2 separate regions of the Homo sapiens genome follow, and region 1 is linked to region 2. Evidence: read pairs that join two places in POLR2A ChIA-PET (ENCODE). Cell type or tissue: CD4-positive, alpha-beta T cell. All regions are shown on one strand.

What was found. Peaks named below come from ENCODE experiments on the same cell type or tissue, not always from the same donor. Only the 100,000 strongest peaks of a DNase experiment are listed, where the experiment ranks them.
Region 1: POLR2A ChIA-PET joins it to region 2 with 7 read pairs; 3 of 35 experiments call an interaction of 5 or more read pairs at or near these places.

What each region holds. Positions count from the first base shown.
Region 1 is chr1:89,727,955-89,730,454 of GRCh38, forward strand. No RefSeq gene overlaps it. Among named protein-coding and RNA genes, the nearest start is that of LRRC8D, 92 kb to the right of the region's middle. In CD4-positive, alpha-beta T cell, no CTCF peak of the experiment used is centred here; no DNase peak of the experiment used is centred here.
Region 2 is chr1:89,580,392-89,582,891 of GRCh38, forward strand. It overlaps LRRC8B (leucine rich repeat containing 8 VRAC subunit B), which reads left to right. Exons shown (of 6, transcript NM_001369817.2): 5 at 2,234-2,500. The coding sequence starts at 2,260. Among named protein-coding and RNA genes, the nearest start is that of LRRC8C-DT, 51 kb to the right of the region's middle. In CD4-positive, alpha-beta T cell, no CTCF peak of the experiment used is centred here; a DNase peak (open chromatin) is centred at 1,030.

The DNA of each region.
Region 1 (2,500 bases), 150 kb after region 2:
CTCGTTTTTTAGAAATCCAAAGGCTACAGAGAGAAGCCAAGAGTCGGCAGATTAACAATGCCCCAATCAAATTTCATGGTGCATGAGACTCATAAACATTAATGTGTTACTTCAGCTTGTTCTTGGCATCACTAGACCTCAGGAAAACTACCCAGCAGGCCCATTGTCCTTTGTCCCTGCCTCTTCCTCCTTATTTCACACCCCGGTTTCTTCCTTCGCTTTGCTGCTGTTTTCCAGCCGATTAACGGGAATTTGCCCTGTTTCATGTCTACAAAGTCAAAAGGAAACCACCCAGTTTACCTGAACTCTGAGCGCCATTCTCAGTGCAAAGCTCTCTTCCTCCCTCTGCCCCTTATCGTACCGGTGTGCTCATCTGTGAGGTGCCATTCTCAGGGTATATGAGGATGTGCAAAAGTTTGTATCTGCTTATCCTCCTTCAAGCCTGCTCCCCAGGTAAGTCCAATCTGCCTGCTTGGAGCCCTGTGGGCTGGATAACTCAGGGCGAGAGACACAGTGGAAGACGTAGCTTGGTTAGCCAAGTGTCCCCATTAGGACTCTTGCTCTTTTTCTGTCTCCAGAGGAAAGGTGGAGCTTTCCTGCCCACAGAACTTAGTTTCATTTTCCCATTCTTTCTAATGCTGTGTTCCTGCCCTACCCTCCTGGGTAGCACGGGTCTTAGTGTTTCTTCTGGACAGCACTCTGCAGAATGCCTTGGTTCTCCCAACCAAGGGCTTTGATGCTAATGGGAAGACCACAGGTTGAAACGCTAGAGAGCACACTTCTCCTCTGATGGTGCCATTGCTTAATTATTTTGCAACCCCTGCCTCAGCCTCTGGCAGGACCCTCTCTGCCATAGCAGGGAGCCACAGCATCTCTGGCACCCACGCTTCCCTGACCACACCCTGGGAGACTCTGACTCTTCCCACCACTTTCCGTTACAGAGGAAGCAGCGCAGTTTGGAATATGAGACTGGCCCCTACAGTGGCTCTTCAGAGGGACCAGGTGACACAACCTGAAAGTGAGAGGCAGTTTATGCCCGTAGGGTGAAATTTGACCAAATAGAGAAAAAAAAAAAAGACCCTGAGGGGACTGCCAATAAATTCTACGCCCTCCCTTCCTCCTGTGGGTGATTCCTAGGCTGAGTGGTTTGGTTTGTCCTGCCAGGGATGTCTCATACCACCAAGCAACAGGCTGTTTTGTCATGAAGCTGTGACCAACTCATTAATGAATATTCACTTTCCTTCCTCCCAGCCTGGATTTTCCTTTTCTCTTATTTTTGCAACCCTGCCGTGGCGCCTCCCAAAAAAGCATTAGCAGGTAAGCTTTTTTGGAGAATCCACTAACCCTTGCCCACTGAACTCAGAATAACACTCTGAACCCATTAATATGGCTGGTTTCTTCCTGGGTTGGTCTAAGCAGGCTTATAATCACTTTTCCCTGACACCCGCTAAGGCCCCAAAGGAGGTCATTCCTTGTTTCTCCCTTGGAAGGGAATAGAGTCAGATTGGCAGATCCCTGGAAAACACTTAGGCAGAGGGAGAACCATCACATCACCAACATGATGGGTGGGAGAAATGAAAACAATCTAAGCTTCCAAAAATGAGAATGATACATTTTTACAATAAAGCACTAGGTAGACATTTAAAATAATGTTACAAATACATTTATTGACGTGTAATTCATTATGTGTTAATTGAAAAAAGTAAATTTTTAAAATTAAGCACAGTGTGATCTCACTTATGCAAGAAAGAATATATATATATTTAAAAATTGGGGCCAGGAACTGTGGCTCACACCTGTAATCCCAGTACTTTGGGAGGCTGAGGCAGGCGGGTCACCTGTGGTGAAGAGATTGAGACCATCCTGGCCAACATGATGAAACCCCATCTCTACTAAAAATACAAAAAGTAGCTGGGCGTGGTGGTGCACACCTGTTCTCTCAGCTACTCAGGAGGCTGAGGCAGGAGAATCACTTGAACCCGGGAGGCAGAGATTGCAGTGGGCCAAGATCACACCACTGCACTCCAGCCTGGGCAACAGAGTGAGACTCTGTCTCAAAAAAAAAAAAAAAAAAAAAAAATGGAAGAAGATATACATCCAAATGCAAACAGAGATTGTCATTCAGTGGTGGGAGTATAAGTGCACTCTCTTTTATTCTTTATATATATCAGTATTTTAGAATTTTTCCTCTAAGAATTATATATTAATTGTGATTTTTTTATTTAAGAGAGAAAAAAGTATCTAGGCTTGGCACTCACAGATGCACCTTCTGCCAGCAATATGCTGTAACATTAGAAGGGAAATTAGATGAAGACCCAGAAAGACTCTGGAGGACTAAAGATAAAAGATATGCTTTCACATAGGCTTTTATTTATGAATAAAATAAAATATGAATTTTATTTATTTTATTTTTATTTTATTCATAAAATAAAATATGAATAATTAGAATGATATTGTTTAGAATTGTTCCAGTAATATACACTTGTTCAAGCATAAAGGT
Region 2 (2,500 bases):
GTATTTCAGCGTAACAGCTGTCTCATGACTAGCTGAAAGTATGCATACATGTCAACTAAAATCCTAAACTGTTTTTCACATGTTCTTTCTTTCATCCAGCAGTGTTTTCTACCATCCCTCACACCCCTGGCCACATCATATTTATAGTATTTTGAGGTCTAAGCCCAGGACTTTCTCTTTGCTTCATGTATTCCTCTCATTTTAGTTTCTGTCTTACCTCGACACACAATTATGTAAGGCAGAGAGGTGAGGCAGAATGAGAAGAGTTGAGAGTTAGAAATAGATCCACTAAACTGGAGTGAAGGAGAGAAGCCCTGAAGAGCTATATAATCCACCTGTAGGTCCTAGGAGGAAGGTGAATCCATATAATATTATGTGATACCCAGAGAGGACACAAGCAGAAAGTAGTGCTCCAGTCCAGCAGTTAAGCTCAGAAATTGTAAAATGCCTTAACAGGTACAAGAGCATGAAGCTGTAGGGTTCAGGGTCAGATGGTCAGGAATATGCTGAGGATGAGACTTATTAACAGGGAGCAGGGACTCTGTAATGGGACTCTAAGGTTCAAGGCAGGATACCAGACCCCAGAAAGAGGGCAAATGAGAGTAAAAAAGTCTTCCTGGCCAGGCACAGTGGCTCAGGCCTATAATCTCAGCTCTTTGAGAGGCCAAGGTGGGCAGATCATGAGGTCAGGAGTTCGAGACCAGCCTGGCCAACATGGTGAAACCCCATCTCCTGTCTCTACTAAAAAGACACAAAAATTAGCTGGGCGTGATGCCATGTGCCTGTAGTCCCAGCTGCTCGGGAGGCTGAGGCGGGAGGATTGTTTGGACCCAGGAGGTGGAGGTTTCAGTGAGCTGAGATCACGCCACTAGACTCCGTCTCAAAAAAAAAAAAAAAAAAAAAAAAGGCTTCCTTGGGGATGCTACTAATACTAGAGTGTCTAGAGAGTAACTCTGGCCCAGAATAAATGATAAGACTTCAGACTCAAGAAAATCCAAGAGAAACCCTTGAAAATAGATTAGAGCTGGACTACCAGCAAGGGGGCACCATGCTACCATTATTATTTTTCTTCTTTTTCTTATCAGATATTTTCTAAGACCCACATATTTCCTTTTACTTTACTCTGTGCCATCTTATAGATCATCTGGATTTTACTGATTAGCAATTTTTGAAACAATTGATGTATGTAAGACTCAACATAGAAATTCTCAGGAATGTTGTCTGAATACTTTTCAGTATGAAAATACAAGATAATCTTGTTTTCCTGAAGGCAAAAGTAATTTAATAATGGAATATGCCTCCATCGTTTATCCTTTTAGTACTTTGCCATCACAACATTAAACATGAGAGGGAGTCCCCATGATAGAATATTCTAGCAGAGCTTTTCTTTCTTATTCTTTTTTAAGCCATAACTTTTAAATACTTCCCAACTTTTAAATACTCTAAGTTTTTTCATACTCATGTACTTAAATTACAAAGCGAAAGCTTGTGTGGAAAGGAGATAATGCATTCAGTGACAGGTTGTTCTGGGCATAGAATTGTAGACCCCACTAAGCCTAAGGGGTAATTTCACAAAGCAGAGCTTGCTTAAAAGAGGCTCCTTGTGGTGACTAAAACAACTCTTGGGCTGTAAGTGATGCTTCAGACATGGGACAAGGTGTGGAAAGGAGCTTACTCAGACATTTTGGAAGGTAAAATGTGACCACTGGAAATTAGGTGGCTGGCTGTGGTGACTCATAGCTGTAATTCCAGCACTTTCAGAGGCCAAGCAGGGAGGATCACTTGAGGCCAAGAGTCTGAGGCCTGTGAGACCCTGTCTCAAAAAAAAAAGGAAGAAAAAAAGAAAGAAAGAAAGAAAAAAATATTAGTAGCATAGGAACAAGTTTTTCAAATGTCAGTTGAAGAAAAATTGGCTCCTGGTTTTTAGTAGCCTAGCCTGGAGTTGAGATACAAGAGGTAACGAGATAATTACCTCAAGGGCTACCCCTAAATTTCTTTCTAGTCAGTATCACTAAATGGTCCCCCATCTAAGAGACTATGGTTCAGAGTTGGATGGCCTATAGTTTCAAATGAAACCAGAAGACTTATGTGCCCCTTAATCAGCTCTTCCTTTTAGGTTTTACCCCAGAGCTAAATCCTACTTGGGAAGGAGGGCATGTGTGTATGAATATTAGAGTAAAATGCTTATTTGAGTACTTGCTTCAGTAGTGTTTCTTTTATTTCCCTCTTCCAGTTTCTGTCCTCCTACAAGGGAAAGTCATGATTACACTAACTGAGCTAAAATGCTTAGCAGATGCCCAGTCATCTTATCACATCTTAAAACCATGGTGGGACGTCTTCTGGTATTACATCACACTGATCATGCTGCTGGTGGCCGTGCTGGCCGGAGCTCTCCAGCTGACGCAGAGCAGGGTTCTGTGCTGTCTTCCATGCAAAGTGGAATTTGACAATCACTGTGCCGTGCCTTGGGACATCCTGAAAGCCAGCATGAACACATCCT